Linked DNA regions of Homo sapiens: region 2 is linked to region 1. The links are chromatin contacts, found by Hi-C or POLR2A ChIA-PET in ENCODE. All regions are on one chromosome and are shown on one strand. Each heading gives the region's core, a stretch centred on a gene start or an enhancer-like site at or near the end of the contact. The rest is flanking DNA. Distances are from core to core; before and after follow the strand shown.

The links. A loop is a pair of places that touch in the nucleus more often than their neighbours do. ChIA-PET counts read pairs that join two places held with the same protein, here RNA polymerase II (POLR2A). Pooled maps may share reads with other maps.
Region 2: a loop to region 1 is called in a pooled map, with 14 times the contacts of the local background. The contact joins the promoter of PPP1R13B here to the promoter of MARK3 in region 1. A Hi-C loop is called at or near these places in 9 of 50 pooled maps. POLR2A ChIA-PET finds 5 or more read pairs at or near these places in 2 of 52 experiments (GM10248 and activated CD4-positive, alpha-beta T cell).

What each region holds. Positions count from the first base shown.
Region 1 is chr14:103,384,072-103,390,599 of GRCh38, reverse strand. MARK3 (microtubule affinity regulating kinase 3) reads right to left here and starts at 5,185. Exons shown (of 18, transcript NM_001128918.3): 1 at 4,520-5,185. The coding sequence starts at 4,570. RefSeq lists enhancers at 4,249-4,438, 4,379-5,368, 5,369-6,360 and a silencer at 4,719-4,908.
Region 2 is chr14:103,845,648-103,852,250 of GRCh38, reverse strand. PPP1R13B (protein phosphatase 1 regulatory subunit 13B) reads left to right here and starts at 4,676. Exons shown (of 17, transcript NM_015316.3): 1 at 4,676-4,952. The coding sequence starts at 4,944. It overlaps PPP1R13B-DT (PPP1R13B divergent transcript), which reads right to left and starts at 4,530. Exons shown (of 3, transcript NR_038436.1): 1 at 4,508-4,530. RefSeq lists silencers at 4,117-4,186, 4,207-4,336, 4,357-4,796, 4,967-5,166.

The sequences.
Region 1 (6,528 bases), core at 3,936-6,435:
TTTGCAGTTTTTTTAAAGCTTATCAGCTATTGTTAGTGTTAGTGTATTTTATCTGTGGCCCAAGACAATTCTTCCAATGTGGCCCGGGGAAGCCAAAAGATTGGACACCCCTGATCTACAAGCTTAAAAAAAAGTTTTAGAAATACTCTATGTACAGGTACAACTACATCTCCTTGTGGAGCCTAAGCTAGAGATCTGGGGCCCAGTAGAGGCTTTGCTACTAAATAGTTAGTGGTCTTCTGTCATTACTAGCAGCCTTTGTCACCTCTCTGAGTCTCAGCAACCTCACTGGATCAGATTGAGTAGTTCTTTTGAGCTATAACACGATGCAGCAACAGTGAACTTTTTTTTTGAGATGGAGTCTCACTCTGTCGCCCAGGCTGGAGTGCAGTGGCGCCATCTTGGCTCACTGCAAGCTCCGCCTCCCGGGATCACGCCATTCTCCTGCCTCAGCCTCCCGAGTAGCTGGGACTACAGGCACCTGCCACCACGCCCGGCTAATTTTTTATATTTTTGGTAGACACAGGGTTTCACCGTGTTAGCCAGGATGGTCTCGATCTCCTGACCTCGTGATCTGCCCGCCTCGGCCTCCCAGAGTGCTGGGATTACAGGTGTGAGCCACCGCGCCCGGCCTTTTTTTTTTTTTTTTTTTTTTTGAGACGGAGTATCCCTCTGTCGCCCAGGCTGGAGGGCAATGGCTTGATCTCAGCTCACTGCACTCTCCGTCTCCAGGGTTCAAGCGATTCTCCAGCCTCAGCCTCCCAAGTAGCTGGGATTACAGGTGCCCGCCACCGCACCCGGCTAATTTTTGTATTTTTAGTAGAGACAGGGTTTTGCCATCTTGGTCAGGCTGGTCTCGAACTCCTGACCTCAGGTGATCCACCTGCCCCGGCCTCCCAAAGTGCTGGGATTACAGGCGTGAGCCACTGCACCTGGCCAACAGTAAACTTTTATATACCCATTCACTAAGGGTGGACATTAATATTTGGAAATCAAACAAACAAAAACAAATTAGTGTACAAGGATGAAGATAATGTTGCAAGTTGTCTGCTTTTTTTTTTTTTTTTTTTTGGAGACAGAGTCTTACTCTGTCACTCAGGCTGCAGTGCAGTGGCATGATATCGGCTCACTGCAACCTTCACCTCTTGTGTTCAAGTGATTCTCCCACGTCAGCCTCCTGAGTAGCTGGAATTACAGGCATGCACCACCGCACCTGGCTAATTTTTTTTTTTTTTTGAGATGGAGTCTGGCTCTGTCGCCCAGGCTGGAATGTGGTGGCCCAATCTCGGCTCACTGCAAGCTCTGCCTCCCAGGTTCATGCCATTCTCCTGCCTCAGCCTCCCGAGTAGCTAGGACTACAGGTGCCTGCCACCACGCCCGGCTAATTTTTCGTATTTTTAGTAGAGACAGGGTTTCACCATGTTAGCCAGGATGGTCTCGATCTCCTGACCTCGTGATCCGCCAGCCTCAGCCTCTCAAAGTGCTGGGATTACAGGTATGAGCCACCACACCCGGCCTGCCTTTTCTTAGTCTTGATCTAATAAGCGACATTCTTATCACAGTTATATACAATTACTTAAAATTTAAATAAGATTCCTGGGGTAAGCACAATAAAAAGTATTTTTACAGAATACTAAAAGAAAACTGTTCTAGTCACAATAGCCAAAAATGTCCATCACTGGTGAGTGGATTAAAAAAAATTGTGGCACATCCAAACAAGGAAATACTTACTCAGCAATAAAAAGGAATGAACTACTGATACTGATACACATTCAAATAAATCTCAAAAGCACTACTCTAAGTGAAAGAAGACACAAAAGATTATTTACACTGTGACTCCATTTACATAGCATCCTAGAAAAGGCAAAACTACAGGGACAGAAAGCAGATCAGTGGTTACCCAGGGGCTAAGAAAGGGAGAGGGCACTGACTATACAGGGCCATAAGGGACCTTTCTGGCAATGGAAGTGTTCTACATCTTGATTGTGATAGCGGTTACATAACTATACGCTTGTCAAAATTCACCAAACTGTATACTTAAAACAGATGAACATTACATCTCAACAAACCTAACTTTAAGAAAAAAGGTTCTCAACAGAATGAGAGCTCCCATTCATTCTTGTACATTCACCACTCAATTGGCAGGAAGTCTAATACTTAGCAGTGCAGTAATGTAGGTAATTAATATGGACTATACCTGAGTTATAACACTGACACAAGGGCTCCACACTGTGAAAGCTACACAGCTCCTTCCAGAACATGCCAATGCAAGAGTTAAAAATGTAACAGGGCATGGTAAATTAATGCAACGATGTGTGATAAACTTGATTTTTAAAAAAAGTCAAAAATTCATTTTAAATACACTACATGGCTGGGCGTGGTGGCTCACGCCTGTAATCCCAGCACTTTGGGAGGCTGACGCGGGAGGATCACCTGAAGTCGGGAGTTTGAGACCAGCACGACCAACATGGAGAAACCCCGTCTCTACTAAAAATACAAAATTAGCCGGGAGTGGTGGCACATGCCTGTAATCCTGGCTACTCAGGAGGCTGAGGCAGGAGAATCACTTGAACCCGGGAGGCGGAGGTTGCAGTGAGCCGAGATCATGCCACGGCACTCCAGCCTGGGAGACAGAGCCAGACTCCATCTCAAAAAAGAAAGAAAGAAAAAAGACCCATTTGAAATCCTTCATTATCACAAATCTGCTATGACTGTTTTTGGCTTCAGTTTAGAAAGCATGGAGCTCCTACTCTGGTTCAATGTAAGGTTTTGCTTCTCTGAGTGAAGATCAATGATCAAAACTAATCAGTTGGGCACACTGGCTCATGCCTGTAATCTCAGCACTTTGGGGAGCCGAGGCGGGTGGATCACATGAGGCCAGGAGTTCTAGACCAGCCTGGCCAACATGGTGAAACCCTGTCTCTACTAAAAATACAAAAATTAGCCGGGCGTGGTGGTGCACGCCAGTAATCCCAGCTACTCGGGAGGCTGAGGCATGATAATCACTTCAGCCTGGGAGGTGGAGGCTGCAGTGAGCCAAGATCGCACCACTGCACTCCAGCCTGGGAGACAGTCTCGGTCTGTCTCAAAAAATAAATAAGTAAATAAATAAATAAATAAACAAATAAATAAGGTTTCTTTAAAAGGACTATAAGGAAATTAGTTCCCTGACTCACCTAGTCTAAGAGTTTCTATTACTCACTCTTTATATAATTTTCTAATCTATCTCAGGTGGAGAAAGGTACATCACTGTTCTACTTACTCAGGGCCACAGAGCATTAAATATTGTATACTAATATGCTACAGGGATGCTTTAGGCTATGGTTTACGTTTACGGATTAAATTATCAAACAGCTATCCAGCAAACAAGCGGCATTTTTGAAGATCAAAATGAAAGCATTAACTCCACTAGGCCACAACATCTCAGGACATTACTGAAAGCATGAAAACACTCAAAGCAAGGAAGCATTCCCTAAGAGAAGACATTTCGTGCCAGCAATTACCTCATAACACTTTTAATGAAAGGCCAGTGAAGTTTCTTTACAAATTATTTACTAGATGTTTTACAGAATATAGTCAACAACTAGATTGAAACACTTTTGAACCCAGTGTTAGAGGAGAACAGAGTTAGAAAACGAACAGAGTCAAACGTTTCTTCAATGGAATTTCTACTACAAGTTCTCATTCTCTAGCAATGCTGTTCCTGGCATTTTGTAGTTTCACATGAACAAAATCAAAGGTTCCTTTTATAAAACCATAGCCTGTGAGCGCTGAAAGGGACCTAAGAGCTCATCTAAGCCAATCTCTTTTTAGGAAGGAGGACAGCGAAGCCCCCAGCGGGTGTCCCTCAGCTAGGCAGTGAGTGGCAGAGCAGAGCTTCACTATACATCTGCTTTTCAAAATGTTTAACCAACTCCTTCAAAAAAGATTTGTATGGAAAGGAAACTGCCTTAATAAAGGCTGCGCGCTAGTGTTTTGGAATTCCTAAGGGGACCGCAAAGATCCCTCAGTGGACACTTAGTGACTGTGATTAAATTTAGTTCCAGACCATCTTAAAGAACGAGACCGCCCACTTGACCCAATCGATTACTCTTAATCAGCACCGGTAACATATGTTATTAATGTGACAGTCTCTCAAGAACTGCCTGACCAAGTTAAAAGCAGAGTTCGGCTAAAATAAGCACTGACCACTGCAGTGATCTGACACACACGTTTGCACAATCCATTGCGCGGCAACCTGGCCTCTCAAAGCACCGATCCGTAACGCTGCAACTCCTGGGCTTTATTAACCGACTAGACTGCCGGCATAATCGATGTACTTCGCAGACCCGCCCGCGAACAGCGGGACACGGCAGACTTCTGGAGGAAACGGTCCGACCTGGCTGCCTCCTGGGTGACTACGGCCTGCCCTCTATTTCCAGAGCGTTCGGCTGGGGGGAACACCCGACTGCAAGGCACTGCCCGAGGAGCACGAATGCCACCCCGAAGGTCCGCCAACTACAACGCCCAGGTTACTTACGTTTTCAGTGTCTCGTTCATTCACCGTTGGCAATGGGGTCCTAGTGGACATTTTACTGCACTTTAATTCTGCACAATGCGAGGGTCAAAACAAAACAGCACAGCCCTAGGAGGCCGGCGACCAGCGTCCTCGAGTCCACGGCAGTTCCGAAAAGGCGCCGTGGGGAGGGCGGCTCCCTTCCCCCTACGGCCGTCTAGATCCCGGGCCTGGCCCGGGCCGTCCCCCGGCGGGTCCCGGGGCTCATTCTCTCCCTGCCTCGGCGGCCGAGGCGAGGAGACCGGGAGGGCGGCAGTGGCGGAGCCGAGCCTGCGGGCGGCGGGCTGCGCTTCGGCCCGCCGGCGTCCCCTTGCCTCAGGGCGCCCCGCGATCCTGGGCCCCCTCACCTCCTTCTCCACTCCCTCCCGTCGCACCGCGAATTTCAGCTCGCGGGCCTCCACACAGCGCCGCCGGCGGCGCCTGAAAACGAGGAGGCGGAGGAGGATGTGAAGGAAGTGGAGCGCAAGACAGGCCGCCGCGGGCTGTGGGCGCCGACCATGGAGCGGGCTGCGGAGGAGGCGCCTGCGCCCGACTGCTTCTCCCTCTCTAGCGAGCTTGCTGCCTCAGCCTCCGCCCTGCTGGCCGCCGCTGCCGCCGCCGCACCCCGGCACCTCAGAGCCTCACGGAGCCAAGATGGCCGCCCCTCGGCTTCCTCTGCTGCCTCCGGCTGCCGGAAGTGACGACAGGCCGCCACCCGGAGTCCCGCCAATCAGCATGGCCTGAGAAAGCCGGCCCGGCTGTTGTTGCTAGGGGCGACTTGGTCCAGACCTCGCCGCGGGGGCGGTGCAGAGGGCTGGATAGTGCTGGTCGGGTCTCCGCTGACTCCCGCGGGCTGCGGGTTCCTCCTGTCCCGAGCGCGCCGGCAACCGCGAAAGAGCCGAGAAACGGCTCTGGGCGACAGCCAGAGCCCTCCCGCTGAGTTGGCATTTACACACTACAGGCCTGGGTTGGCTGGATTACAGATCGAGAGCCTATTGTGCGCAAAAGTTGCGGTTGCATCCCTGGGACTGCGCTGCACCGAATGGAGCCCCAGCATTAATTAATGACAGGGCCGGGGCTACGGGAAGGCGCCGGGCTCTTGCATCCTTAACTGTGACCCGGGAGTCAGGTTCTCGCCAACAAACCTTCCCGTCTCCGGATCTGAGCAGCTGCGGGCTGGGCGCGGACCCTGAGGGCAGCAGGCGCCTCTTGCCCTCAAGGAGCTGGTGGTCAGACGGGTGACAGACCCGGACCCAGCTAAATGCCATCCGGATGGAAGAGTGCAATAACGAGGGTGGCACAAAGGGGATGGGTTTGGGGGCGAAATGAATCTGTAGAGGACCCCAGGGACCAGCTTCCAAATGCCTGTAGGGGGTTTATAAGCAGGCTTTTCTTACAGTCAGTGCGTTGCTGCTGGAAGACTGGAAGCATCTCTGGGTGCCAGCCTCGGGCCAGGCTCGGTAGATGCCTGCAGGCTGGAACACTGGAAATGCTACCTGACCTGGAAGCCTTCCTTGCCCATTCACCTCTTCACGTGCTCGGTGCCTCTACTCAGCTCCTGGCCAGCGGTGGATGGAATCCATGGGTGCAGGGTCCGAAGAGGGAGAGTAGTGTGAGATGGGGGTGACACGAACTGTTACCGAGAGTCGAGTCTACCTTGTGGGTTCATGACATTTGTTACCTCATTTAGCCTCAGGGTAACCCTATGAGATGGGCAGACACACATGCGATCCGAAGTCTAGACAGGTACAGTGACTTGGCTAAAGTACACAGGTTGGTTAGCGACAGAGCTGGGATTCTAACCTAGCTCCCAAAGCTTGGATAATAGGTAAGCCCTTGTAGTGGGGGGCTATGTCATGCTTGCTTTCCCTTTGGTCCGTTGGCATCCCAACTCTCTTGCTATGTTTGAGACATTTCTTGCTCCACGAAATATATGTTTGTTGTTGTTGTTGTTGTTGTTGTTGTTTTGGGACGGAGTTTCGCTCTGTCGCCCA
Region 2 (6,603 bases), core at 3,427-5,926, 460 kb before region 1:
GAGTCTAAGGAGACAAGGAGACATGACGACTGAACGCCACGTGATGTCCTGAAACAAAGGCACTGGCTAAAAACTAAGGAAATCTGGGAAAAGTATGGACCCGAGTTGATACTAACGTATAGATAATGGTTCATTTGTTGTAACAGATGTACTGTACTGATGTAAGATGTTAAAAAATGGGGAAAACTGGATGGAGAAAGGGGTATCTGGGAACTCTCTGTATTTCAAACTCTTTGCAATTTTTCTATAAAACTGTTCTAAAAATAAAGTTTATTTTTCAAAAACTAATAGTGAAAAGCCTCACTCTGATTTCTGCCCCTTATCAACCCAGTTCCCATTCCCACGTGCAGTCATCACTTTATTAGTGTTCCCTGGATTCTTCCAGAATGTATTTATGCCAATATGAATATATACTAATGTCCTCCCTAAAGGGACTTTTTATCTGTTTTAAGAGTATTTAATCATTTTTAATTTTTTTAAATTAAAATAGAGATGGGGGGGGGTCTTGCTATGTTGCCCAGGTTGGTCTCGAACTCCTGGGCTCAAGCAATCCTCCTGTCTTGGCCTCCCAAAATGCTGGGATTACAGGCATGAGCCACCATGCTCAGCCTTTTATTTTTTTATTTTGAGACAGAGTCTTGCTGTCACCAAGGCTGGGGTGCAGTGGGGCAAACTCAACTACTGCAACCTCCGCCTCCAGGGTTCAAGAGATTCTCCTGCCTCAGCGTCCCGATAAGCTGGAATTAGAGGCGCCCACCATCATGCTCAGATAACTTTTTTTTTTTTTTGATACAGAGTCTTACTCCGTTGCCCAGACTGGAGTGCAGTGGCGCGATCTCAGCTCACTGCAACCTCTGCCTCCCGGGTTCAAGCAATTCTCCTGCCTCAGCCTCCCGAGTAGCTGGGATTATAGGCGTGTGCCACCACGCCTGGCTAACTTTGTATTTTACTAGAGACTGGTTGGTCAGGCTGGTCTCGAACTCCTGACCTCAAGCAATCTGCCTGCCTCAGCCTCCCAAAGTGCTGGGATTACAGGCGTGAGCCACTGCACCTGGCCTAATTTTTGTATTTTCGGTACAGACAGGGTTTCAGCATGTTGGCTAGGCTGATCTCAAACTCCTTACCTCAGGTGATCCGCCCGCCTTGGCCTCCCAAGTGCTGGGATCACAGGCTTAAGCCACCATGCCCAGCCATGCCCAGCCTTTAATCTACAGCCTTTAATCTTTATTTTTTTTTTTCCTGAGGCAGGGTCTATGTTGCCCAGGCTAGAGTGCAGTGGCGTGATCTTGGCTCACTGCAGCTTCCATCTCCCGGGCTCAAGTGAACCTGTTGCCTCAGCCTCCTGAGGAGCCGGGACTACAAGTGAGCACCACCATGCCTTGCTTTTATTTATTTATTTATTTATTTATTTATTTTGAGATGGAGTCTTGCTCTGTCTCCCAGGCTGGAGTGCAGTGCCGCAATCTCGGCTCACTGCAACCTCTGCCTCCTGGGTTAAGTGATTCTCCAGCCTCAGCCTCCCGAGTAGCTGGGATTACAGGCGTATGCCACCACGCCTAGTTAATTTTGTATTTTAGTAGAGACGGGGTTTCACCGTGTTGGCAAGGTTGGTCTTGAACTCTTGACCTCAAGTGATCCACCCACCTTGGCCTCCCAAAGTGCTGGGATTTCAAGCAGAGCCACCGTGCCCAGCCCCTTTAATCATTTTTTTTTTTTTGAGACGGAGTCTCACTCTGTTGCCGGGCTGGAGTGCAGTGGCACAATCTCGGCTCACTGCAATCTCTGCCTGCCGGGTTCAAGTGATTCTCCTGCCTCAGCCTCCCAAGTAGTTGGGACTACAGGCACTCGCCACCACGGCCGGTTAATTTTTGTATTTTTAGTAGAGACAGGGTTTCACCATGTTGGCCAGGATGGTCTTGATCTCTTGACCTCGTGATCCACCCGCCTCGGCCTCCCAAAGTGCTGGGAGTACAGGTGTGAGCCACCGCGCCCGGCCCCTTTAATCATTTTTAACATAAAATATTTCAAACATAGAGTATAAAGTACAATGCACCCCAACATACCCACCATCCAGGTTCAAATGTTATCAAGAATTTGCCACGTATGTTTCAGTTATTCCTAATTGCTTGGCTCTCTTTCCCTCTGGCTGAATTGTTTTTAAACAAATTGCAGACCCCTTACATATGCTAGGATGCATCTCTAAAAAATATGGACATCTTCTTCCGTAACCTTAATGCCTATATCCCATCATTACTGGTGATTCCTTTTTTTTTTTTTTTTTTTTTAGAGATGGGGGGATCTCATTGTGTTGACCAGGCCGGTCTCGAACTCCTGGCCTGGCCTCAAGCAATCCTCCCATCTTGGCCCCCCAAAGTGGTAGAATTACAGGCGTGAGCCACTGCACATTAACAACATTCACGGCGATTCCTGATGGGCTGCTCGTGAACTTTGGTCTGTGTAATGGAGAGACACAGAAGGGCTTTACAGGGTTGGGCCGTGTGTGCTCCAGGAAGATGGAGGGCAGGGGCGTGTTGGGAATGGTGGGGGCGTGGAGGCTAGAGCAGTGGGCTTATAATGAATGAGCTTGGTCCAGGTGGGAGGTGATGGGCCGATGCCTGGAGGTGGCAGGCTGGGTGGAGAGGAGGATGGGGACCAGCGGGAAGGACTTGAGGGGGAGCTGACCAGCCTGCCTCAAATGGACCCTTACCTGGAGGATATAGGATGCTTTGGTGTGAGGCACGGTAGCTGCCACTGTCTGTGCCCACAGGTCCTGCAGGCAAGAGGGGAGCCCTTGTGCCAATGCTTCCCTTCCTGGAAGAGCAGGCTCATTTGGATCACCTTACCCCGGGGGGCACCTCTCTGAAGAGCCTTGGCAAAACCTGTCCTTTGTCAGGCTTCGTGGGCCAGAAGTACCCCTTCGTGACTCAGGGACATCAGCTGTCAAAGCTGGGGAAACCAAGGCCCAGAGAAGGAGTGCAAGTTGCCTAAGGCCCCACAGGAGGTCAGAAGCAGAGCAGCTAGAATTAGAACTTAAGTATGTCTCTGACTTTCAGCCTAGGATCACTCATTATCTAGAGCCTCCTCTTCTCTCCAAACTCTGCTCCCAGAAGAGGGGTGTCATTAGCCATTCATGCCCAGGTGTGGATAGGTTTAAAAATCCCAGGGACGTCTGTACACTAAGCCTCCTTGCTAATCACGGCCCAACTACAGAATGCTATTTATGGAACAGCTACCACGTGCCACAAATTGTGCTGGGCGCTTTCCATCCCTCGCATCCGAAAAAGCCTCTTGACACGAGGCAGGCACTATTATCCCTACACTCTCCCATCACAGAGACAAGCACACTACGATGCAGAGAAGATGCGGCTTGTTTAGGATCCCAGGCGAGGGTGTGGCGGAGGCGGTGCTGAACCAAGTCTGTCTAACTGGAAAGTCCACACTCGCAAACACGAGCCCCCGTGGCCTCTGAGGGACAGGGGTGGCTCCCCAGGAATGGGCTGGTGGGAGCTCCCTGGCCTCCTCCCTTGCTCTGCCCCCACTCTGCAGCAGCCAGAAGCCTCTCCGAGAACCAGACAGGCTCCAGACTGACCCTGACCTCGCGGCGGCCTTCTCCACTGGGCCGGCGCTTCCCAGGGCGGCTTACGCCTTCTGTGTCTGGGGCCATCCGCAGACCTTGCCTTCTGATGCCCGTGGGAGTTCGGTGCTGCCGCGGGGAGCACCTCAGTCCCCCTGTCTGCTCTCCGCCGCGGTCCGGGCGAATGGCACCATGTGGGGGGCCCCGAGCGGGTGCCTACCCCCCTGGCAGCCTTTACTGAGGGTCTGCTCAGGGCCCTGCCCAGGGCTCTGTCACTCCGGCGCTCAGGCCCGAGGGGGCGGCGCCTCTGGAGACGGGACTGCAGGGAGAGACCCAGGCCCTGGAGACGAGGACCGGACCCTCCCCGGGGACGCTGGAGCTGGACCTCGAGGGATGCTGGCGCAGGTGGGCACAGGTGGCACAGGTGGGCGCGGGGTTCTAGGCGGGAGATCGCTCGGGCGAAGGCCAAGGCTCGGGAGCTGGTGCGGGGGGCGCGGCCCCGAGAGCCGCGGAAGACGCCGGTGGGGGAGAAGCAGGTGCCAGCCAAGGGCGTCGGGCCGGGGCTGGTTCCGAGCGCGCGGCCTCGGGTCACATGCTCGCTCCGGGGGCCCCCCGCGCCCCTCCCACTGGCCTCTGGGCCGCAGCCCCACGGCGCGCCGGCAGCCGGGGGTCAGGCCGCGGTCAGAGTGCGGGCGCGCGCCGTCGCCGCAGGGACGCTCCCGGCCCACAGTCGGCCCCCGGGAGCCCGGGTTCGAGTCCCGGCCCTGCCGTGATCCGCTGCGGGACCCGGGCCGGCCCTTCCCTGTCGGGCCTCAGTCCTCCCACCGTCCGCGGTCTTCCCTAGTCGGGGCTCACGCAAGGGCGGGGGAGGCCACCGGTGCCCACTGCGCGTCCGCCCCTCCCCCGCCGCCGGGAGCGCGGACGCGCACGCACCTGGCCGCCGCTGAGAGCGAGGGTAGCGGGCGGAGCCGGGAAGCCCCGCCCCTCTCCCCGCCCCCGCTCCCACCGGGCCAATCAGAGGGGGCTACGGGACCCGTGCGGGGCGTCGCGCTGGGGGCGGGGCCTGCGGGGGCTGAAGAGCGAGCCGGGCGGGCGGGCCGCAGGCTGTCGGGCTGGGGCTGAGGCTGAGGCTGAGGTTGAGGCGGCGGCGGCGGCGGCCGGGTGCCCGGGACAGCGACGCAGCGCGCCGGCGGCCGCGACAGGGCCAGCGAGAGCCCCGCAGCCCGCCGCAGCTGCCGCCTCGCCGCGGCCGGGCCGGAGAGCACGGCGGCGGGAGCGCGGCCTTAGGAGGCGGCCGGAGCGGTGGGCACAGCTCGGCGCGGAGCGTCCTGTCAGGCGGCGGCCGAGGGCGTCGCGGACTCTCCCCGCGATGATGCCGGTGGGTGAGGGCGGGCGGGAGGTGGCGGCGGCTTCCTCCGCGGGCCGCTGGCCAAACCTCCTTCCTCCCGCGGCTCCCAGCCCCCGCGGGCCGGTGCGAGGCCGGGCGGGCGGGGAAGGAAGTGGCTGGGCGGGCGCGCCCGGCCGCGGCGCCCCCCAGGCGGGCAGGTGGGGGCGGCGCCGGGCTGTCAGCGCGGGGCCGGGGCCGCCTGCGGGCCCTTCCTGCTCGGCCTCCGCGGCCGCGGGGAGAAGCAGATGCATTTGGGGCCGGTCATCTCCTCGGTCCTCTCAGGTGCGCGGTCGGACGCTGGGGCACAGGTCTGGTGGGTGGCGCAGCTGTGACCCGCCTGAAACGAACGTTCTGGGGTCGCCCTGGGAGTCGGCGGGGTGGGCACCCGCGCCCGGAGTTCCCACACTCTGCAGGCGCATTCCCGTAGCCTTCGCGGTTGTACTGAGGAAAGGTGCCGAGTGCACGGATTTGGAGAGCCATCTTAGGAATTCCCTTTTCCCGTATCTGCAATGTTGGTTCGTTTTGCTTTAACTGGTTTGTTCTCCGTGTTCTGAAGGTTGAACGAGGTTCGTTTGTAGTGGTGGTGTCTTTGTCCTGCCCTTAAGGATGCTTTCGCCTAGAAAGACATTGGCCATTAGATTTGCCATCGTCCTACCGACCCTTCCCTTTACCTATAATCTGAATAGGAGGGGATGCTGAATTCTGATTTTTAAAAATTGGCTTTTTGGGAGGTAAGCATCATGACTTATGAAAAAATGTGGGACTGGTTGTACCCAGTTGGAGAGGTATTGGTTTTCTGAGCGCCTATATCGTAAGTAAAATTCTCAAACACGTTTATAGTAAAGTAACACAGTCATTTTTTTAACCTACAATACTACGTTGAAAATCACATTTCACAGGAAAGTGCAGTTTCCCTGCATTCTCTACTTGAATATTGCCATTCTGCTATGCTGCACCCAAGGACATTTAGATTAGATCCCCCTTCTTCCTCTTTGATTTCCTTTCTCTTGATAATCTCTTCTCCCCGTTTTTAACGGATTCCAGCATGTTTTGTAGCCGGCTTTCAGCGTTTTCCAAGTCTTAAGGTTTGATCTACTTGATCCTTAGGTCTTTCTTTAGCATCAGACTTGTTGGGTTTCTAAACATTTGGTTTTAAATGAATAATTGTCTTGTAATGGAAAGAGAATTGGATGAGCATCAGAAGATCTGGGGTGAAACGCTGGTTCTTCCACTTTTTAGCTATGTGACCTTGAAGAAGTCAAGGTCTTTGAGCCTGGAATTACCTCTAAAGTAGGGATAAAAATGTACCAATATCTGAGCGCTGTCCTGAGGATCAAATAGGATGATGTATCCAAAAGTGATGGTTGAACAGAATGTCATACAAATATTTATTATTCTTAATATGGCTTTGAATTTTCAATTTCTAACTTTATAAGATAAGGCATTTGGAAACTTCCCTCCCTAATTCTCACTAGCTAGATTTTGATGAAAGGCATTATGGTGTTTCAGAATTTTGAAAGTAGTTTTAGTTAAATCCTGTAATAGTTGATTGATGCATTCATACTGTGGTGGCATTGAAGGATATCTAGAAAAATTTTGGCTGGCTTCGTCGTTGTATAATGTTTAATTATAAATATCCTGC